2 separate regions of the Homo sapiens genome follow, and region 1 is linked to region 2. Evidence: chromatin loops called from intact Hi-C (ENCODE). Cell type or tissue: gastrocnemius medialis. All regions are shown on one strand. Each heading gives the region's core, and the rest is flanking DNA. Links, peaks and the distances in the headings are about the cores only.

Region 1 (11,966 bases), core at 1,684-9,683, 82 kb after region 2:
AGGACTAAGATCAGGCTAAGCAGAGGGCACAATGGGCATACGGCTCATTTTTCTGCACCCAGCCCCTCCAGATGCCGGGGGCTTCCTCCAGGTGCCACAGGCCTAAAGCCCCTTGGGTCCAGCCTAACTGTGACCAAACCTCCTAAGGGCCCACAGACAAGGGCTGGACCCTCACATTGTGGAGAAGATGTGGGTCCCACAAGGTCACTGCAGGAGAGAGAAGTGGGAGACTTGGTCAGGAGAAGCAGGTTTGTGAACAGAAGCCTTTTTGGCAGAGCCTGCAGGGACTCTCCAACCCCCAGGCTCACCCACAGTCCTGCTGAAGCCTCCCTCACCCTTCAACATCAAGATGGCTCCTGTCGAGGCCTGGCCCCTGCCTCCAGTGTAAACCTCAGAGACCAGCGGGGAGACCAGCACCAGATGGTGACCCCAGGGTGACAAGGGAGGTGCATGGGCAAGTGCCCAGGAGGGGCAGGACATAAGAAGGGCCCTAAGCATGCAGGGTAAGGCACTCACCAGGATCTGAACACCAGCTGAGCTTTGGCCCAAGGAAAATTCTAGAGAAGTGGCAGGGTGTATAGGTCCAGAGACAAGAGAGAACCCAGCTAGTGAGTCAGGAGGAGTGGGACAGGCCAGGCTGGAGCTGGCCATGGGCATGAGGAGCAGCAGGAGAGGGGCCAGGTCATGGAGGGCTTCACGGGCCATAGGAGCCTATAGGCTCAGTTCTTAGTGCTCTTGTGAGACTCTAGGCATTCCTGCATGCAGTGCTCACAGTTACAGTGATTTACTTCCATGCATCATTCTTTATGTGGTTCCTGTCTCCCTCACTGGATTATAAGCCTCTGGATGGCAGTGGCTCCATGTCCTCTTCCCTCTGTCCCCAGGGCCTGGCATAGAACTTTGTACATCCTAGGCTCTCAGTGCATTTTTTTTTTCTTATAAATGAGTGAAGGGCAGTAGGGAGCCCCGCTGAGGCCCCAAGCCTGGAAACGACAAGAGTTCATGTCTGTGCATAATCAGATTTGACAGCTCAGGGAGAGAGCTGTCAGGTGGGGAAATTGGGGTCAGCCTGGGAAGGCGATGCTGAGCTGGAGCCCTAGGAACCACAGGAGGCCTGCCAGGCCCTCCTACCCCTGTATATGAAGCCAGGGGTGGGGGGAGTAAGAGGTCCACAGATACCCATGGGCCAAACAAGGCAAGGTAAGAACTCAAAAGGGGAGTTGATTCTCCTGACTCGTTCTGCAGAACAGGAATTTTTGCATCTGCCAGTTGGCACAGGAGAATCGTGAGGAGACTCCCCCGACTTCAGGGAGATGGCAGAGCAGTAACACACACTAGGAAGAGTATCTCCAGAAGGGGTGAGCCCAGACACTCTTCTCATCCTTAGACTATTAACCTGTAGTCACCCCAAAAAATTTACTTCACAGTTACATCTACCAACAGATCGTTGAAAATAGATGTGTATTAGGTAATATCTAATATGTAATAGAGGTATATTGCTGATCCATCTGGGGGATGTCCCATGAATAGTTCAAGTTTCGTTTTACCTACACAGCCTCTCCATTCTAGAATGTTCTACCAAGGTCTTTGTATGATCCTAGAGAATAGTAAAATTCCTTCATTTCCCCAAAGTATTTCAGAAGTAAAGATTCCAGCAGAGAAATATGCACCCTTTGTATGGATTACAGAAGTTTTGCATAAATGAATGATAGTCAGCCCTTGGTGTACTTGGGGGATTGGTTCCAAGACCACTTGTAGTTACCGAAATCTACACAGACTTGTCACACAGTTGGCTCCGCAAAACTCGTGTATTTGAAAAGCCAGCCCTTTGTATATGTGGGTTTCGCATCCTGCAAATACTGTTTTCCATCCATGTTTGGTTAAAAAGAATCCCCCAGATAGTGGACCCCACATAGTTCAAACCTTTGTTAATCAAGGGTCAACTGTAAATTTATTTTAAAAGTTATGTTTTTAATTAAAGGAACAAGCATTGCAGGCCTACTGTGTGACAAGGTAGGGACTTGACATTCCTACTCTGCTTGAATCCTCACAAGGCCGCTCTCTGAGAAGGGCAGTGTTTTCACCACTGTTGGGAAGACTTCATAGTGGAGAGCTTAGGAGCACAGGCTTCAGAGTCAGCTGAGACCGGGGTGCAGGTCCTGGCTCCAGGAATTTCTAGTTGAATGATCTTGAGCACTTTGGTGATGTCTCTGAGCCTCAGTTTCCTCATCTGAAAACTGGGTATAACAATATGTACTTTTCAGGATTGTTGCAGGGCTTCGTTGAGGGGATGTTTATAAAGCTCTTAGTAGCAGCCTAGTATCTAAAAAATGTTCAGTTAATGGTGACTAAATTCTGTTATCTTGCAAATGTTAAGTAGGCTACTTGACACGTGGCTGTTAAGTAATGGAGCTGGGGTTCGGACCAGGTCTGTCCTCTTTCAGCTGCTCCATGCTGCTCTCAGCTGTCTTCCCCATGTATATACCAGCTCACGCAGAGCTGCAGTGCCACAAAAGCAGCTTATAGCAAAGAGAGCGCATGGCCTATGTTTCTTGTTATTTAAAAGCTACATCATAATCCAGTGGCCCTTACGCAGTGCTCAGCTTCAGTCAGCTACTTGGTATTAGCCTGCGGCAGTGGGGCTGCCATCATTTCTACAGAGAAGTAAACTCTAGGCAGCCAAGAGCCCCCACTCATCAGGATCATGGAGTAAAGGACATGCATTGAGAGGCATCAGCTTCAACCTGGCCGATCCCTGATGTGCTTTGTTTGTGTTTTGTTTTATTTTTTGAAGGGTGAACATTCTCAAAATTTCTTTCAAAAGGAAAAAGTTCTTCATACATCAGCGACAGAAACAGGTGAGTAGTTATGTCTTTGCTTGCTTTGTTTCGTGCATATGTATGTGTGTGGTTAGAGACAGGGTCTCGCTATGTTGCCCAAACTGAGCTCAGGGGATCCTCCTGCCTCAGCCTCCCAAGTAGCTGGGACTAGAAACATGCACCACTTTGCCCCATTTCTTGTGTTTTTAAGTTACTTCAGCTTTTAGTTCTTTAAGGGTTGAAGGCTGTTTGCTATGTATGTATCAGGGAAGAAAGAGCATGCCATTGTGGAGCCAGAGTCTGGAGGATCCAGTGATTGTCTGTATAATTCTGCTTAGCTGGTTGGAGGATTAACTTGCTTTGGAGTCAGAGACAGTGGTTTCAGATCCTGGCTCTTCCACTTACCAGCTAGCCAGGTTACTTAACGTTCCCTAGCCCAAGTTACCTTGTTTCCAGAAATTCTATAATGCCCACTTCTTAGGGAATTGTGAAGATTAAATAAAAGAGGATTGGTCAAAGCACTTGGCAGAGAGCCCACCACAAAGTAACAGTGAATGTCAGCAAGGTCAGTTCCCTCCCATGATGTGTTGAAACTGCACGATGGCTTGGTAGGTGTATATATCTCATAAGCAAAGTCCATAGCACTGTGATAACTCCATTTGCTCATCCATACAGAGATGTAGAACTTAGAGGAGAGGAAACTGAGGCTCCCACAGCTAGTGAGTCAGGGGAGCTGGAATTTTAACCAGATCATTACGAATCCGAGACACCTGCTCTTTCCACAGCACTACACCCTTATCTTTTTATGCTGCATGATTTTCACTTACTGTCACTGTGTCAATTTCCCAATTTTTCAAAGGTAATATATGCTTAAAATGGCCTCACAGAGCCGTGAACTCTTAGGAATGAGGACACAAAAGCTCAGAGCAGCTAGGACTGGAATCTGGATCTCCTGACCCCTCAGTGCAAGATTCAGGGTGGCACAAAAATGTATAAGACGGCAATTTAACATGAAAACAGAAAACCTAAACTCATGCAGAATGCAGGCAAAGCAAATGATTAAAATGATTATTACATATGAGCACTGGATTCAACTCTGTGCTTTGTGGAAAGCAAATAGAGAAAAACCCAAAGGGTTATAAACTTGCTGTTGTCTGATAGATGAAAGAGTATTCCTTCAGGAGAGAGATGTTCCCAGAGTTAAAATTTAAAAGGAGTGTATCAGACGGTTTTTATCTGATTGCTCCAAATGTATCCAGCCTAGAAATGTAAATAGATTTGAAATAAAAGCATTCATGAAGAAGCGCAGATGATGATAAAGAATAGATTCTGGTCATCTCTATTACCATGTTCATAAAGACGGTTAACAAATCGTGCTCTTGAATATTCCGGTACACTGGTTTGTGGCCACGGCATTTTGAAACCAGTTTTCTGCTGTCTGTTGCATCTTACCTCATTTCACCAATGTGGGTTAAATGCTTACAAGTCCCTGCTCCTATGTCTGTGTGGGTGAAATCTTGACTGTTTTTCCTCCCAGGCTGAATCCAGGGAACATATTGTGGCCTTCAACATGCTGAATTACCGATCTTGCAAAAACTTGTGGAAATCCTGTGTTGAGCACCATACGTTCTTTCAGGCAAAGAAGCTACTACCTCAGGAAAAGAATGTTCTGTCTCAGTACTGGACTATGGGCTCTCGGAACACCAAAAAGTGAGTGTGCTGTAAAGACTGTGTCCACACTAGGCTGAGATGTAAATGCATCCTGGTCATCAGTGAATAGAGGACATTGTTAGGCAGAGGAGGAAACCCATAGCCCAGGGGCTCCAGGCATTGGATCTCTGAACCATAACTAAAAGTCTCCCGGGGTCAGCAGTGTCTAAGGGATATCTCATGTTCCCAGCATTTCTCTCCCCTCAACTCTGCTGAACTCAGCACTTCCAAGCAGTCAGAATGGCAGCTGTACCCTGCACCATGACATAATAAAGGAAATGGAGCCATGGTTCTGTGTGTCTCCTGGTGCCAGCATACTGGGCTATCCCAGTCTGATGCCACTATGCCAGCCTCTCCCACAGAACTTTAATTCCATAAGATGCTCTATAAAAATGAATGAAGGAATAGAAAAACATTTCCAGAGTCAAGTGACTTTGGGATATATTGCCTATAATAATTACAAAATAACAGTAGTAATCACAGTTGATAATTACTGAGCATTTACTTTGTGCTGGGCACATAATTATATTTGACTCTTACAACTCTCCTATGAGATAGGTACTATTAGCCACAGGAATGATATTCAAAATATTTAATGACTAGTACAGGAAAAGAAATGGATGTAAATTTATATATATTTATGTATAAATATATATAATATATAAATTTTTAAATTCTAATTTAGATTAAAATTTATTCTCTAAATAAAATGATGTACAGTAAAAGAAATGGATGTACATTGATATATATAATTCGTATATACATTTTAAAATTCTAATTAAGATAAATTTATTCTCTAAATGAAATAACCATGCAGTTTGTATTTTTGTTTTCTTTGTTCTAAGACTACCCTCTAAGTATAAGAGGTAGCATAAATTGTCAATTTATTCTTATAATTTCTTTTTTCTTTCTTTCTTTTCTTTTTTTTTTTTTTTTGAGATGGAGTCTTACTCTGTCACCCAGCCTGGAGTGTAGTGGTGCCATCTTGGCTCACTGCAACCTCCGCCTCCCAGGTTCAATCGATTCTCTTGCCTCAGCCTCCCGAGTAGCTAGGATTACAGGAGCACACCACCACGCCTGGCTAATTTTTGTATTTTTAGTAGAGACAGGGTTTCACCATGGTTGGCCAGCCTGGTCTCGAATTCCTGACCTCAGGTGATCCACCCACCTTGGCCTCCCAAAGTTCTGGGATTACAGGCATGAGCCACCGTGCCCAGCCTATTCTCTCTTTTTTGTTTTGTTTTGTTTTGAGACGAAGTCTCACTCTGTCGCCCAGGCTAGAGTGATCTCGGCTCACTGCAACCTCTGTCTCCTGGGTTCAAGTAATTCTCCTACCTCAGCCTCCCAAGTAGCTGGGATTACAGGTGCCCACCACCACGCCCAGCTGATTTTTGCATTTTTAGTAGAGACAGGGTTTCACCACATTGGGCAGGCTGCTCTCGAACTCCTGACCTCAGGTGATCTGCCTGCCTCGGCCTCCCAAAGTGTTGGGGTTACAGGCATGAGCCACCGTGCCAGGCCATATTTTCTAAATCATTTGTTGGTTTTTCAAAATTGTTTTCGTGATTTGTTGTTGATGTGGCTATTACTAACTAAATGAGACCCGTGTCTGAGCCATTATCTTTCTGATAGGTGGAACTGCATCAGACTGTTCCAGTTACTTTCCTAATACATTGATAATCATTAGGGAACTTGTAAACTGAATAAGTAGCTAATTTCTGTTAGTATCAGTGATACTATTTGTGGTGCTAAATGCTATCTCTCAGCTTCTGATGAACCAAGAGTGAATATATTAAGTTTTTAGCTCTTATAATACTGTTTAGTATTTGTATACATTCAGTAGATCTACTGTTGAGCAAGCCATGAAAATAACTTACTGGATTATATCATTGACTTAGGTTGGGCCTGATCCTCAGGCCAGATGAGAGAAGGAATGGGGAGGCAACTGAAACCATGCCCTCTGTTGCTGAGCTGCCTGGGTTCAAATCCTGCCTCTGTCACTTGAGCTTTAATTTGTTGCTTCTATTTCTTCATCTGCAAAGCTTTGTCATCTGCATGCATCCAATGCCAGCAGGGCTGGGTTCTGGTCTTGTATTGTGGCACAAGAAAATACCCCTATTTTGGTGACTGAAAGCAACACCCATTCTGTTATATCTCATGACTTTGTGAGTCAGGAATCCTAGAAGGGCTTGGCCAGAGGCCTCTTCTGCTCTGTGTGGTGTAGATAGGGATTTCTCAGTGAATGTGGCCAGAGGATCCAAGATAACTTCTCTTGCATACCTGGTGTCTTGATGGAATGGTTGGAAGGCTGGACTCACCTGGACTCCTTAGCATCCCCATCTGGATACTCCAGGAGGGTGGTTGAATTTCTTACATGGACACTCAGGGTTCCAGGAGCGAAAGGCAGAACCGTTCAGCCTTCTTAAGGGTGAGACCTGGCACTGGCACAGCGACTCTGTTGCTGAAAGCAGTCACAAGCCAACCCAGATGCAAGACTCAAAGAACTTGCAGTCATCTTTAATCTGCCACAGGGGATCATTTGGGTTGGGAGGATGGCTTGGGAGGACAAGTCAGCAGTTCTTTTACTACCTGTGCCAGCTTCAGCATACTGGTGAATTTCAAGTCTCATTACCTCCATTTTACAGATGAGGACACTGAGGCTTAGAAGGGTCACATGACTTGCCCAGCCCCTAGAGATACAGATACACATCTGCTTATTGGGCCTTCTGAAAGGTTCCACATAAAAAGAAATTTGTTGGGTTATTTTCCAAGCTTATGGGACAATGGAACACTTTTTTTTCAGAGAGTCCCTATTAATAACCCATGACACATTAAACCTTGGAGTTGGGCAGTTTGCTCCCCTTGTTTTGATCCTGTGCTCTTCATCACTGGCAGTGTGGTTTCTGATGTAGGCCTGCCTCAGAGGAAAGAGTCTCCCAGTGATGCTGTTGTGAGCATTTTGATCAGGGTGACAACAGCATTTCTTAATGTGAATTAGTACATGATGTGCTACAGGGCGATTCATATTGTTTATGTTCTTTTGTTTGTTCTTTGTTCTGTTTTGTTTTTGTTGGTTGGTTGATGTCATGTCACAAGGAAATGTGTAGAATGTTTTCATAAGACATTAAATCCTAGTTTAAAATTTAGAGATGCCAGAACCAAAGTTGTCACCCTTTAACAGGGTGACAGGCTTCATGCTCTATTCTCTCAAATAATTCATTCTCTGAGGGGTCTAGATAGCTAAGATTTAAATTCTCTAGGTATAAATAAAATTCAAAAGTAACCTTCAGGGTAGCACATTTCAAAGAACGTAGCCTGAAACTCTGTATAATTTTTTGTTTTTGGAGACAGAGTCTTACTGTGTTCCCCAGACTGGAGTGCAGTGGTGCGATCTTGGCTCGCTGCAACCTCTGTCTCGGGGATTCAGGGGGTTCTCATGCCTCAGCCTCCCAAGTAGCTGGAATTATAGGCATGCGCCACTATACCTGGCTAATTTTTTGTATTTTTAGTAGAGGTAGGGTTTTGCCATGTTGGCCAGGCTGGTCTTGAACTCCTGACCTCAAGTGATCCACCCGCCTCAGCCTCCCAAAATGCTGGGATTGCAGGCATGAGCCACTGTGCCCAGTTTGAAACTACTTTCTAAGCGCATTTTCAGATTCTCTCTCAAAGATTTACCAGTGATTTATAGTGACAGCTCCTGCCAGCTAGGATGATGAAGAGCACCTGAAAAAATGGTTAATATTTTTACTTAGGCCAGTGTGAATAAAATAAGAATTCCTTGAAATCACTGGAGCTGTATTTCTGTGTGATCCTGGAATTCCTTCTAATCTGGTTAGGTTTGGTTATATTCTGGAAACAGCTTTGTTGCTTGAGTAGTGAGGACAAGAAAGGATTTTCACCCGAAGAGAAGAAATCACATAAGGAAATTCCAGGACAGACAGGAATCGCTTTTGAGCTGTCTCCCTCTACTCCCCATAACCTTGGCATTAACCTGCCGTCCTTCAGACAAGAAGCATGTGTAGACTGTTTCACACATGCAGTAATTTCTTTCCTGTTGAACGTCAGTGTAGAAAGTGAACCTGCATCTGGTTTTTCAGGTCGGTAAATAACCAATATTGCAAAAAGGTGATTGGCGGGATGGTGTGGAACCCAGCCATGCGGAGATCCTTATCAGTGGAGCACTTAGAAACCAAGAGTCTGCCTTCTCGTTCCCCTCCCATTACTCCCAACTGGTATGTCCTCCTTTTTTTTTTTTTTGTACTACCCAACAGTAGACACTTTATCTCTTTTAAAAATAAAAACTCAACTTATAAACTCCTAAAGATAGATGACCTACAATTTGCATTTTAGGCTCTTGGCAGAAGTAACTGTTTTCATGAAGTACACAAGTCTAGCTAAATGTTTTCCATCGTGTATAATGCTGAGATGCTCTTTTTAAAAAAACTTATTCAATCTAAATAGTTTGGGAAACTCGAGCCTGCTGAAAGGCCTCCTTTGGAATCACAGCACACATTAGCATATTAAACACTCTGAGACGTCCAATAATAAAAAAGTACGGTTAGCTTTACTTAATTCATGTTTTCCATTAATATCCCACAAAATAAACTTTAGGGAAAACTAACGCAGGTACGTGATGTAAATGATGTAAGGATGTATGACCTTCAGCAGCAGAAGCAAATGCACATCAGTAAGTAGCAGGCCAACTTAAGAGGATGGACTCAGCTTAAAAAGAAATAGGTGGTCGTTTGGTAAAGTGAGAAGGGCACTGGGTTTGTAGCAGAAAGACCTAAACTCAGGTTTTGGCCCTTCTGTTAATTAACAAGTTTCTTTACCTCTGTAGCCTCAGTTTCCCCATATCTAAAAAGATGATAAAAACTACCGCAAATGAAATAATAATGTACAAGTACGTAGTAAGCTTTTAAAAGAGTCAGGTGGAATTATCATTATCTTATTATAATGGTCCTCAAAGACATCACACCATTTTTGTGAATACCTCCAAAAAGGCTAGGGGCCAGAGGGGAAACCTAGCAGGGAATCATTGCCCCCAGCTCCACACTGGAGTAAGAGTGCGTGGCTGTAAATACCTGATCCAGGATCTGCTAAGCCTAAGAGAAACTGGGAGACAGGCAGACAGAGGAGATGCTGTGCTGGGCCTGCTAGGGAAGGACCCCTTCACTGGGGGCCTAATGCTCTGGGAAGGGACAGTGATAGTATTTAGTGTTAGAAATCATGACGTAACTGAATAGATTTGCTTCTTGGTTTCCAACATTTAGATACCTCATTCTAAAGAGGTAAATTTATGCTATAACACAGCAGCTTAATTTATCTGAAAATCTCATCGGCAGCAATGCCAGGGGCCCAGAGAGCCCAGGACTGGATCCAGGGGAACAGCGGGGTTGGATGTTGCCACACTCGTGGCCCGGAGCTCCTGTGGCTATTTATAGGTCCTCTCCTGAGGAGTCACAAGAGCCTTTTTACTTCTGCTTTGGACACAGCATTATTGATTATCCAGGCCCAGGGGGATTGCAAATCATGGAGGCCCTGACAGTCCTGAGGAGAAATGGCTAACAAAGAAAGGGAAGATGGAAAAACTGTGAGGGAAAATAGAACTTAGAAAGCTTGGCAGCTTGGGATCCCCCGCTGCAGGAGCTGACGCCCAGGTGCCACACTGGATGCCCTGAGAACACGGCCTCATTGGATTCATTCTCAGGAGCAGGTAAGTACAGCCGAGGCCCAGAGAGGTGACGTGCCTTGCCCAAGGTCACATGCCTACTGCCACTGTTGGAGGACAGTCCAGTGTTTATATGCCCATCTAATGCATATAAACGTGTTTAATAAGGGATATATCTTAAAAAGCAAACATTTTCTCTTGGATCAAGTGAAATTCACATGAAGGGATGTCGTTGAAATAAGGTTGGAGTTTTGCTGAGAAATGTAGTTTGGCTTCTAACCCTTTTGTTTGCATTGTTCAAATTAATCAGAAAAATTATCTGAATAGCAGTCCATATGGCCTATTTATGTTTTGAGAGCTTGAGTCCTCCTGGAAGAATAACTTACCCTTAAGTCAATACCCGTCACTTCCCAAAGGGCATAAACCCATCTAATTCTGCCTGTTTATACAGCTGAGGCTACTGTTTTGGGAGCCACCACTTGACTGAGAGTGTTAGGGATTTGTGTCACCCTTGGTGCCTTCTGCTGGGGTAGTAATGAGTTAACCGGCTCTGAATGTCAGCCTCCGCCAAGGAAGGCATCCTTAGAAAGGTCAGGACACGAGGTTCACTGGTGTCTAATAAAATTTTTAAGTGGAATTTGCTTTGAACACTTTGCACTCAACGTTTTTCCCACCCAGGCGAAGTCCTCGGCTCCGGCACGAAATCCGAAAGCCACGCCACTCTTCTGCAGATAACCTTGCAAATGAAATGACCTACATCACGGAAACGGAAGATGTATTTTACACGTACAAGGGCTCTCTGGCCCCTCAAGACAGCGATTCTGAAGTTTCTCAGAACCGAAGCCCGCACCAAGAGTAAGAAACTCGTGTTGTTTTATTTCTGGGTATTTGCTTTTTGGCTGTTGCGGAATTTGCTCAGGTCCAGGTTGCCATTTGAGAGGAACCAAGAGCTGGTGCCTGCAGCCAGCTCCCACAGGTGCCTTCTGCCAGGATAAGAACATAAATCAGACTCTACCTTTTCACCCGGAAGACGGTCTATGTGCCTGGGGTCTAGAGCTTGTACTTCTTTTTGTCCACGACAAAGACTTCCTAGTCACTAAGTACTTGTTAGTCTCTTGAATTAGTCTCCTCTCCAGCTCACAAGCAAAGCCCAGTTTAATCATTCCCTGTTCTGGAGGTACAGACTCTAGGGCCATGCTAACTCTGATTTCTCTAGATTATTAAAGTTTTACCATCACATGATTTCAAATCATTGGAAATATGCTTGCTTCTAAAAGCCTTCTCCGAACAACAGGGTTCTGAGGGGTTTTGTTTTCAATTAATAGTTAGTATAAAGAAACAAACGTTAGAACATCTCTAATTTTCTTTGAGAAATTTTTTGTTAAATTTTTATGTCCTACCTCCCCCACCCCGCTTTTTTAACGTGACAGAGTTCCCTCATAGCTCAAGGACAGAAAAAATGTCTGTCCTGAAAGATGGTTGAGTGCTTTTGTTATTCAATAGGATATATTTAACCCATTTGTTTCCCTTTTTGCCTTGGTTACCAGGGAGTTCAGAACTGCACATTAGGCTCAATTGTATTCACTTCCCTCAGCCCAGATTTCTTGTATAGGACCTTCTCTTCCTCATTTGCCTTTGTTATATGGGTCTTTTTTTTCTTATTTTAATGGATTCATAGTTACATATCTGTACGTTTTGGGGTAAACTCGCAAATCATTTTTTTAAGTAGGTAAGACATAGATTATAAATTAGGTTAAAGCATGATA
Region 2 (11,966 bases), core at 1,217-9,216:
GGTGGCTCATGCCAGTAATCCCAGCACTTTGGGAGGCCAAGGCAGGAGGATCATTTGAGGCCAGGAGTTTGAGACCAGCCTGGGAAACACAGCAGGACTTTGTCTCTACTAAAAAAAAAAGAAATTTAAGATAAATTAGCCAGATGTGGTACACATACCTGTAGTCCCAGCTACTCAGGAGTCTGAGGTGGGAGAATTGCTTAGACCCAGGAGGTTGAGGCTGCAGTGAGCCGTGTTTGTGCCACTGCACCCCAGTCTGGGCAACAGAGTGAGACCCTGTTTCAATAATAATTAATGAATTAAGAACATTTCAGATATAATACACAGCTTGAGCCAGGGCTAGTCAAAGATGTGAACCAGCCTACTGCATTAGTGTTTTGGAAGGGCTGACACTTAGGGGCAGGAGGAGGGAGGGAAAAGGACCAGGGGAAGGAAAGAACAAGGTAATGCAGGGTTCAGAGCACACAGTGCTTTAAACACCATGTGCAGGAATAAGAAATGTGTCCACGGTTTCCCTTCTCTGAAACATTTTGTGTAGGAGGTCCCAAAGGCCTGTCTCTCCCTGATTAAGGAGGAACAAGGTACCTCCTAAAGAACCCTGAATAATTACCTAAAAATAGATAAACAATTTTAATCTCCTTTATGTCATACTTATGATTAAAGTCTTAAAAATCCTGTGCTTGGTGTTTCCGGTTTCAATGTGTGGTCACACACCTTACCTCATGTAGTCTTCATGGCATTCAGGAAGCAGGTGTTACCAAATTTTGTTTGACAGATGAGACACTGAGATTTAGGAGTCCCTAACAAACATTTCTTGACGTAAAAATGAAAGCTGTCTTTTAAAAAGCTTTAAAGATTAGTGTGATAATGTTTAACTGAGTAGGTGTGTGTTCTTCTCAGGAGTGAGAAAAGTGTGTTTGGCTGCCAGATGGCTTTTGGAGACTTGTGTTGGTTAGGCCAGCAAAAATGCCCTCCAATCTGTGGACCAGCTGCACCAGCTGCACCCAGGAGCTTCTTAATAATGTAGAGTGTGAGTCTCCCCCTCCAGAGGTTTTCAGATTTGGTAGGTCAGGGGTGAGAATCTGGAAGGAATATCGTTAAAAAGCTCCTCAGGTAATTCTGATGCACGGCCAGGTGGAAGATTGGTCAATTGCCTCTTTTGGTTGCAAGGATAATTTGAGGCCCTGATGATAAAAATGTGGTCTGCAAGCCACCTGTCTCAGCATCACTCAGATGCAGTTTCCTGGACCTCGCCCTACCAAATTAGACCTACCAAATTAGAAATCTCCAGAGGTGGGCATATTTTAAACAAACTCCCAAGATCCATTTGTTCATTTATTTACAAATATTTCTTCAGGTCTAGGTATGTGATAAACACCATTCCAGGAACTGGGATATAAAGGCAAATGAGGCCAACAATGTCTCTCCCCTAAAGACACTTGAATTTTGACCCAGCTCTTTGAATGCTGGAGTTTGAGAACCACTATCTTAAAATAATACAGGGATTCAACCAAAGTTCCTATTGGGACTGCCTCAGTTATCCATTGCTGGTAACAAAACACTGCTAAAACTTAGTGGCTGAAAATGACAATGATTTTTCCCGTCCTCATGATGCAATGTGTTGGCTGGTTGATTCTCCTACAGGTCTGCTCTGGGTTCGACTGAGATAAACCTGGCCTGGCTGGGCCCCTCTCCATGAAGTTGTTCATCTCAGGCTTCTTAGGGCATGGTGGTTTCAGGTTTCCAAGAGGGCCAACCCCAATATGCCAATGCCTATCACATATCTGCCTGTCCTATGACAAACATGGCAGGTAGATATTTGATAGGCATTGGCACACTGGCAAAACGAAGTCCTATGGCCATGCTCAGCCTCAGCATGAAAGGGGAATTCACAGGAGTGTAGACACCAGAGAGTCACTTCTTTGGGGATCACTGCATTCTGTCAAAGTTACTGTGGCTGCCCCTTGAACCTGGCATCTCTTTGTGTATCTTCTCACTTCCCCACTGTTCTCTAGTTTAAACTCCTAGGTGAAGGAATCCAATTGGTCTTGCTAAGCACGTCCATGGCTCACAGTCACCCCTACTCATGGGGATTTTAGGACTCAGCAGGATTGCAAGCAGAGCTGGTGTAAAGGAGATGAGAAGGACACTAGGGGTATCTTAAGCACCATGGCTGAACCTCCCATAGGATAGTCATAAAATTCCCATGGTCAGTGCTTTAATCACCTTGATATAAAAATATGCCCCTAAATATTTTATGTATTTGTTGCTGGGAGCAAAGTTAAAGTTTTGTGTTTGATATTGATTACATGGATTTTTTTAATGTTTCTTTTTGATTTTTGGAATAACACATATATGTTGTAGAAGTTTTAAAAATACAAAAACGAAAATTAAAATCACTAGTCATAGCATTATCTAGAAAAACCTTTTAGCACATTTGCTTTCACATTTTTGCTCATAAATGTGTTCTTCTTTACAGAATTAGGCCAGCAATACAGCTTTCTGTCTTACACTCTTTGAATGCTGGAGTTTGAGAACCACTATCTTAAAATAATGCAGTGATTCAACAGGAGTTGAATCACTAGCATTATCACTAGTGCTAGCATTTTCCCACGTGATTACAATCTCCTCGTAAAATAATTTTGAGTTATATAACAATCAGTGAGACATACTATTTCATAATCATACAGTTGCTTGTTTCATATATATATATATATATATATATATATATATTTTTTTTTTTTTTTTTTTAAGACAAAGTTTCGCTCTTGTTGCCCAGGCTGGAGTGCAATGGCGCAATCTCGGCTCAATGCAACCTCTGCCTCCGGGGTTCAAGGGATTCTCCTGCCTCAGCCTCCTGAGTAGCTGGAATTACAGGCATGCACCACCACACCTGGCTAATTTTGTAGTTTTAGTAGAGACAGGGTTTCTCCATGTTGGTCAGGCTGGTCTCGAATTCCCGACCTCAGGTGATCTGCCCGCCTTGGCCTCCCAAAGTGCTAGGATTACAAGTGTGAGCCACCACGCCCAGCTGTTACATATTTTTTGGCAATTATCAGCAGTGCTATAATGACTCATTTCTGTTCATAAGCCTTTATCTGCATTTGGATTTTTCCATTGAATAGATGGGGTTCATATCTTTTCTTTATATAGCACAGTTTTTAAGATTACTTCAATGTTTCCTAATAAATAGCTAAAGAGATATTTTCCCTCCTGAATGGGACCAACACTTCCCTCTGCTGCATATGCCATATGGCTTTGCAGAATGGGTCTATTTCCTTTTGCTCCATTTCCTCTTGTTTGACAGGCCTTGTCTATCCCCATTTCCTTGTGGGTACAAAAGAGAGCCGGGCTGGGTTACGTTTTCAGTGACTTTACCAGAACTACAGACAGAGCTGTACATGTTCCCACGGTCACCTCTTTATCCAAACCATGGAAAACTGCCCTTTTTTTTTTTCCTTTCCATAACTGGCACAAGCTGTGTTTGGGTCAGGAACCCAACATCAACTACAAAGACTGACCTCCACCCAGGGAACTTGAGAAGAAGCTAGATAACACTGTTGGGAAATTATTCCCTCATGTGAATTGGCATTTGAATATGTGCTAGTATTATGCACATTTTTAAAATATCACTGAACTAAATGTAATGGAAAATAATACACTGGCCTTAGTAAGTCAAGGAACTTGGCCTGACGGGCATATCAATAAGGCAACCCAATGTCAACTAATTCACTCACTCATCACACTCTCAGTAAGTGCTAGATTCTATCCAGGAGCCCAGCATAAGAAAAGATGTTAGACAGTTAACAGTTGGAGTAGCAGACTTAAACAACTGTATATAATGTGTTAAAGTGAGAATCTAGTAGATAATGCAGAGGGAGAGGCCCCTGAGCCTATCTAGGTAATCAAAGAAAGCTGGTTACTGCAGATTGCGCAGGATTGAGAGAAATATGAAGGTTGCCTCAATGCATTTACCCTACAGTGTGAGAATAAAATACTGTCACAGAGGCTGACAACACTGGGGCAGCTTCCCATGATTGATACTGCACTATATACAATTCTAGATTGCAATGAAATCAAAACCATGAGACACTAAGAGGGTTTTAGCTTCCCTTTATTTCCTGATAATTTCAATGAGGGATTTTACAGACTTTTTAATTCTTCTGCTCAAATATGGAGGTCATAGGCCCCAGAGCTGGTTTGGAATTAGCTCACTCAGCAATACAGGTGGACAACAAAAGAATGTGCCCTTCACCTGTAGATCTTCCTTTAAAAATAAATAGAGATGGGGTCTCACTATGTTACCCAGGCTAGTCTCAAACTCCTGGCCTCAAGCAATCCTCCCACCTCGACCTCCCAAAGCACTGGGATTACAGGCATGAGCCACTGCCCACCTGCAGACCTTCTAACACAACTAGATGACTCTTGGGTGTGGAGGTTGGTGGGTGGGGGGGGGACATCCTGACTTACTTGTTACACATAGGCAAGAAATTTAGAGTGCACAGTGATATCCAATCACAGATTAGTTATACCTTATTTGGGACACTGCTGGACACATCTTTCTACATCTATCTATATCTCTTTTCTATCTACTGATTGATTATTAAGCTAGCAAGAAAAATTCTGGAAGGACTTTGACAAAGAACCTTTAGATACAACATCACCCTTCTTGCTCACTGCAGAAAAGCAAGCAATTTTTTTGTAAGGGGCACATAGCCCTTCACATATCTTGCTTAGACATAATAGTCACAGCCTAAATGGCTTCAGGAAGATCTTTCTGAAAGGGGCACACACATTGATAACTCAATGCAAGTCAAAATGTGATGAGAAGCATAAAAGAAAACAGAACAGGCCAGGCGCGGTGGCTCAAGCCTGTAATCCCAGCACTTTGGGAGGCCGAGGCAGGCAGATCACAAGGTCAGGAGATTGAGACCATCCTGGCTAACACGGTGAAACCCCATCTCTACTAAAAATACAAAAAATTAGCCAGGCATAGTGGCAGGCGCCTGTAGTCCCAGCTACTTGGGACGCTGAGGCAGGAGAATGGCATGAACCCGGGAGGCAGAGCTTGCAGTGAGCCAAGATCGCGCCGCTGCACTCCAGCCTGGGTGACAGAGCGAAACGCCATCTCAAAAAAAAAAAAAAGAGAGAGAGAAACAGATCAAATACTCTCTGGTGCAGGGATTAGAGAGCTCATAGCCAGTGGAGATAATCGGGGAAGAGGCAGTTTCTGAGATGGACCTTAACCAGGATTTCAACAGGCAGAGACAGTCGAATGTGTTGTTTCGGGAGGTTGATATAGGTGACCTTCATTTTTCAAGGGGAAGCAAGAAAGAGGTTTGTGCCTGTGCTTGGGCTGGGATGACCAAGGCTGGACAGGGGGTGACATTCAGGACCCAACTGAGAGACACCCAAGAAGGTGAAAAATGGGGAAATAGTAATGTTTTCTGATATGATAGCTGGAGAACTTCATAGGGATGAAGAAGAGTGTTATGGATGGAGGCCTCAGTGGCTGCTGCATAAAGTGAGTCCCGGAGCACTGCTTGGGCATCTCAGCAGGAAGTCCTATGACCCTTATCAATCTGCACCCCTTATGTGAAGACGATGTGCCTTAGGAACTCTGCTGTCCCTGGCTGAACACAGATTCCTTTAACTTCACATGTGACTCATGTTTACAAAGGCATCGCTGGACAGTCCGTTTGGACTGTGATGCAATGACTGTGTGTACCATGGAAAAAATGAGAAAGACATCCTAGCAGGACGCCAGGGCGCAGTTGAGGAAATCCTGTGGTGTGTCATCCGTGCAACACTAGAAGCACCAGATCACTGGGCAGGCTGAATAGCATCCCCCGTTCTTAAAATGTCACCAGGAATTCGGAGCACAGTGTTCTCCTGGGCCCAGGACAGGTTTCCAGTTTCTCGGCAATGAAATGGTAAGCCAAGCAAGAATAGGTTTTCAGATAACTGTCTTTTCATGGATGTGACTTCCAGCAGAGGGCTGACCAGTTGGAATTCTCCATCTCACTTCTCTGGCCATTCTGTTACCACCTGTATCAGGGAGGCATCATTCCTGATCCCTGGGTCACCAAAACCATTTTTCCTTTTCTTTTATCCTTATCCAAAAGCTCTCTTCTGTTCCATCCCTCAGCCACATGAATTTCCAGTAGTAGTGAGAGTTCTTGACCTCCAGCTGTTTCCTTCAAGCAAGGTATGGATTGTTGTGCCCTGGTCGTAGAGCCTTGGCTTGTTAAGAAACCTGGGCTTTGCACTTGGTCAGCAAAATTTGGAGGCAGCCAAGATGGAAAACAAAACAATTCTGAAAAAATATTAGGCATGCTTCATTACTTTTTTCCAAATGAGAATGTTTTTATTTAAAATAGGTTATACATCACATGGTAGAAAATTCAGACTGGGCACTGTGGCTCATGCCTATAATCCCAGCACTTTGGGAAGCCAAGACGGGAGGAATGCCTGAGCTCAGGAGTTTGACACCAGCCTGGGCAAAAAGGCAAAACCCCATCTCTACCAAAAATACAAAAATCAGCCAAGTCTTGTGGCATGCACCTGTAGTCCCAGCTACTTGGAAGGCTGGGGTGGGAGGATTGCTTAAGCCTGGGAGGTTGAAGCCACAGTGAGCTGAGAATGTACCTCTGCACTCCTGCCTGGGTGACAGAGATAGACCCTGTCGCAAAAAAAAAAAAAGAAAGAAAGAAAGAAAAGAAAGAGAGAGAGAGGAAGGAAGGAAGGAAAGGAGGGAGGAAGGGAGGAAAGGAGGGAGGGAGGAAGGAAGGAAAGAAGGAAGGAAGGAAAGAAGGTAGGTAGGAAAGAAGGAAGGAAGGGGAGAGAAATGAAAGAAAGAAAAATAAAGGAAGAAAATTCAGAAGGTACAAAAAGGTTTATGTAAACTTCCATCCCTCCTCTGCCCCACTCATACAGTTCCTCTTCGGGAGGGGATGACCTTTCCAGTTTCAGTTTTGTGTGTATCCTGCATACTTTGATGTGTTTATTTTAAGGTCCACTGCTCTTAGCAAACATCACCACTACTATCCCTATTACTGCTGCCTTTCCAGTCACATGGTTAGCTTGCTTCTGGTCCCAGGAGAGCATGGTGGATGACATCAGAGACCCAAGGTCAAGAGCAGAGAGCCTGAGAGCTGAGGGTCCGTATATGTGGTTGGGGCATGCCCTTTCTTCATCTCTTCTTCCCCTCTCCTTCTACCCCTTTCTATGGGCACCTCCTTTAAGAAGCTGATGTTCTGGGCCGGGCGCAGTGGCTCATGCCTGTAATCCCAGCACTTTGGGAGGCTGAGGCAGGCGGATCACGAGGTCAGGAGATCGAGACCATCCTGGCTAACACGGTGAAACCCTGTCTCTACTAAAAAAATACAAAAAATTAGCCGGGCATAGCGGCAGGCTCCTGTAGTCCCAGCTACTCGGGAGGCTGAGGCAGAAGAATGGCATGAACCCGGGAGGCAGAGCTTGCAGTGAGCCGAGATCACGCCACTGCACTCAAGCCTGGGCCACAGAGCGAGATTCTGTCTCAAAAAAAAAAAAAAGAAGTTGATGTTCTGATCCTCAGTTCCATCCATCCAAGCATCAGTAATACCTAGAAGACCATTAGTAAAATTTCCCATCCTTTAGTTTATTACTCAGACTATGTTCTTGGTGTACGTATATTGGAGGTCATAGGACAGAAGTTAATAAAACTTTGGTGTACAAAAGATTCTTATAGGCTGGGTGCAGTGGCTCACGCCTGTAATCCCAACACTTTGGGAGGCCAAGGCAGTAGGATTGTTTGAGCCCAGGAGTTTGAGACCAGCCTGGCCAAAATAGCAAGACCTCATCTAAACAAAGACACAAACAAAAAAAATTAGCCAGGTGTGGTGGCATGCGCCTCTAGTCCCAGCTACTCCAGAGGCTGAGGCAGGAAGATCACTTGAGCCCAGGAAGTGGAAGCTGCAGTGAACCATGGACACATCACTATACTCCAGTCTGGGTGACAGAGCAAGACTCTATACCAAAATAATTACTATAGTAAATTATAAAATGCAGGTTCTTGGGTGCCACACCCAGAGATTCAGAAGGTTCATGGCTCAGGTCAGGAGTCTGGTTTTCCACACAGACTTCTTCCCCCATGGTGACCTGGTGGCTGTGATCTACATGGCTCCTGGATCACACTTCCAGAAACACTGCCTTCACTATTATTACTGACTCTCCTCCCTAGAATCCTCTATTAGGGATTACTGAGTATTTCCTTCATCACTGCTGGTTTTTCAAAGCCATGACCACTGTATGACTATTCTACATTACCTAGGTGTTTTCCTCTCTCTTTGTTTTCAGTATATGAACTTTGAGGCTGTGGTTGAGAGACTTCTGACAAACCCATTTTCCCTGGGTTTTGTAAGATGACACCACCCCTTTCAGGGAAGGCGATTGTTTCGGTCAGCTGCAGTTCAGGACGCCATCTTCCACTCTCTGCATGTCTCATCGTCTCAGCTTCTGTTGATGGAAGCATCCTCAATGATCTGAGTTTCCAGAGAAGGATCTTAAAGTCCCTACACTTACGTTTCTGTTTTCCCATGTGGTAGCAAATCCACATGGTGGTTCACAGGTCCATTACAGTATGGTCCTCTGTCAGTTTTACAGTGTGGACACCCAAAGAGTGTTTTTCAAACTCCCTCCATCCTTGAGGGTTCCCACAAGTGTCCTTGAAGGTCTGGGAATCATCTGAGTTTATTGTTTAATGTCATCTTTCCATCTCTATGATAATATTAAAAATATATGCATAATCTGGACTGTCTGGCTGACCCCCTTATAGCGGAGGGCTGCTATATAATTTTGGTTCCCTTATTTGAATCTGTGTTTACCACCAAACTGGCATCAACTGACCACCCCAAGGGAAAGAATTTACTTTTTGATGAGCTGACAAGCACATCTGGCAGCCATGAGGTTGGCTTGGCTCCCTGTCCAGCTGAGACTGAAAGGCTGTCCTTCTTGGGACTAGAGGATGAAGGGAGGGCCCTACGGGTCTGGTGCCTGATACCTCTCTGACTCCATCTCCTGCAGCTTTCTCCCTTGCTCACCAGCTTCTTTAATCTAGAGAGGCTCCCTCAAGGGCCTTGGTATCACCCATCCTATTCTCTCTGACCAGAAGATTCTTCCCCCAGATACCCGCAAGAATAACACTCTCATCTCCTTCAGGTCTTTGCTTAAGTGTTTGCTTAAGAGATTACGTTTCTCAATCCTATTTAAAATTACAACTCTCTGCCCCCATCCCTCTCCCTACTATACTTACCCTGCTCTTTTTACAATTCATTTATTTATGATGTTTATTGTTCCTTGTACCTTGCTCTATTAGACCGTATGCTCCATGAGAGCAGGGATATTTTTGTTTTGTTCACAGATGTCTCCCAAGCACTTAGAGTAGTGCCTGATACATAGTAGGGTATATAATAAATATTTAATGAATGAATCTACCAATGTCTAATTGACAACAATCCCTTCATCACTGCTCTTGTACTCAAATTTATCAGTTTTACAGACAAAATCCCTCTTTTACAGTGATAATTTGCAGAGGAAAGACTTTTTTTTTTTTTTGAGATGGAGTCTCACTCTGTTGCCCAGGCTGGAGCGCAGTTAGTGGTGCAATCTTGGCTCACTGCAACCTCTGCCTCCAGGGTTCCAGCGATTCTCCTGCCTCAGCCTCCCAAGTGGCTGGGATTACAGGCATGTGCCACCACACCTGGCTAATTTTTGTATTTTTTTTAAGTAGAGACAGGGTTTCACTATGCTGTCCAGGCTGTTCTCAAACTCCTGACCTCAGGTGATCTGCCTGCTTCGGACTCCCAAAGTGCTGGGATTACAAGCATGAGCCACCTTGCCCAGCCGAGAAAGACATTTTTCAATGGATAAAACATTAGGCTGAAATGTTTGTGTTTCTCAAAGTGAGATTCATCGAGTCCAGGAGCCTTAGAACACAGGCTCAGGGGATGAAGTGTCCTGAATTTGACTAACGCTTCTCTAGCATGCTCCTGGCTGACCACCTTCTCGCTCCTGAGCCAGAAATAAACATCTTGCTGTCATTCACCATGCCTGGTGACTCTTTGTCGGTAGGCAGGGTGGGCTTCACCCTCCATGAAAGGAGCCTCTCACTTTTTTTTGAGCAATTCTGGAGTAGTCATTTTCCCTCTCTTTACATCATTTTCTTTAGCTTGCCAACTTTTGAATTTGTTTCATTTTTCCAGATTATGAAAGAAACATACATAAGATTTAGAGAACTATAAAGACATACAAAAAATAGACACCCAAAGACTTGAAATTCTCCTAATTTGTAAAAGATAACTTCTGTAGCCTGCCTCTCTGCACATAAATGCAATAGTCAGACACACCACCAATAATATTTTGGTGCAGTTTTTCTAGTTTTTGTTCTATGTGTATGCATTAAATTGAAATACAGGAAGTTACCGATGTTCAACCATTTTGACCCATAAAATGGCAATTTCATATTTATTTATTTGAGACAGAGTCTTGCTGTTGTCCAGGTTGGAGTGCAGTGGCACAACTAGGACTCACTGCAGCCTCAACCGCCCTGACTCAAGTGATCCTCCCACCTCAGTCTCCCAAGTAGCTGGGACCACACATGGGTGCCACCACATCCAGCTAATTTTTTTCTTATTTGTAGAGACAGGGTCTCACTACATTGCCCAGACTGGTCTCAAACTCCTGTCCTCAAGCAATCCTCCCACCTCAGCCTCGCACAGTGCAGGGATTACAGGTGGGAGCCACTGCACCCTGCCTGGCAATTTATAGTTCAACCTACTGAATTCCCACATACCATACCATGTGTATTTTACATCATATTCTTTTCATGTCATTCTAACAGCACCACTTGCCCATGTATTTATGGATTCTCGGGCTCTTCATAAGCTTGCATTAACAGCACAAATAATTGATGAGCATTAGCATCTCAGCTCAGAGCACTGCTTTGTAAATCACTGGAGCAGTACAAGTAGGGCAGACTTCCCAAGTCTTGATGCGAATGACAATCCTCAGTGATTCTTCCAGGAAACTCTTCCTATAAATTCCCTTAACCAATTGCCTGCATACAGTGCCTGGCACCTGATTTTCTGCCCCAATGGCAGCTTCTGGGAATGCTGCTAATAACTATGTTTAGATGTTCATCTCTTGTTCCTCTTTTACGAATCTGGTCCATTACCTGTGATGTATATTCAGTTTGTAGCGTATCTTACTCTCCAATAAAATGATGCTCTTTTGTTTTCTTTGTTGTTATTGTTTTTCACGGTTTCTGGATCTTTCAGCCAGGTACAGTCTACTGGCACTAAGAGAGAGAGGTGACTATATTTTTGAGCTTCGCAGGAGGAGGGCTGCTCTTACGGTCCTGGCTTTCTCTCAGCAAACATCATCAGGACTATCAGCTCTCTGTCATTTCATCACAGAAAAGTCCCTGAGGAGTCCATGGACCAGGTGGTTCCATCATGTTGTGATCCTGCCTCCAAAGTGAATGCCCAGAGACGATAATCTATGTGGGTCCTCTCTGGACCAGTCGATCTGGGACTGAGTACAGCTCTATTCCCAATTGGGCTTTAATTTGCTCTACACTTGGCTGAGTTCAACAATAGCCTAAGAAGATTATGTGCCCATTCAAAAGCCCCATTTACGTAAGGTTTGGGAGCTTATGATATAAGATCAACTGTCATTGGTAATAATAACCTTATGTCACTCCAGATGCAACAGCTTAAAAGGATAGACTTTAACATTTTGGCCCCAAGAATAAAACAGTAACAGGAGACTAGAACATTTAAAGGTAATCTGTAGCCTACAAACACATCAAAGGGTAGAGAAAATAAGGCAAAAAACCCTACAAAATTAGATGACATATAGCTTCTCTTATCATCAATACATGGTAATCTACTACACAGAGAGGCAGTGTGTCCTAAAACCTAACA

What was found. A loop is a pair of places that touch in the nucleus more often than their neighbours do. Peaks named below come from ENCODE experiments on the same cell type or tissue, not always from the same donor. Only the 100,000 strongest peaks of a DNase experiment are listed, where the experiment ranks them.
Region 1: it touches region 2 in a loop (5-fold over the local background); 3 of 110 quality-filtered maps call a loop at or near these places.

The regions. Positions count from the first base shown.
Region 1 is chr9:109,419,513-109,431,478 of GRCh38, reverse strand. It overlaps PTPN3 (protein tyrosine phosphatase non-receptor type 3), which reads left to right. Exons shown (of 26, transcript NM_002829.4): 11 at 2,795-2,858; 12 at 4,357-4,529; 13 at 8,627-8,761; 14 at 10,879-11,055. Among named protein-coding and RNA genes, the nearest start is that of PTPN3, 73 kb to the left of the region's middle. RefSeq lists an enhancer at 241-742. In gastrocnemius medialis, for the core only: no CTCF peak of the experiment used is centred there; DNase peaks (open chromatin) are centred at 6,638, 7,028 and 7,408; H3K27ac peaks cover 5,603 bases.
Region 2 is chr9:109,501,344-109,513,309 of GRCh38, reverse strand. MIR3927 (microRNA 3927) reads left to right here and starts at 1,765; the gene lies at 1,765-1,835. It also overlaps a transcript of PTPN3 not described here. In gastrocnemius medialis, for the core only: a CTCF peak has its summit at 5,955 (motif pointing right); a DNase peak (open chromatin) is centred at 5,789; H3K27ac peaks cover 3,988 bases.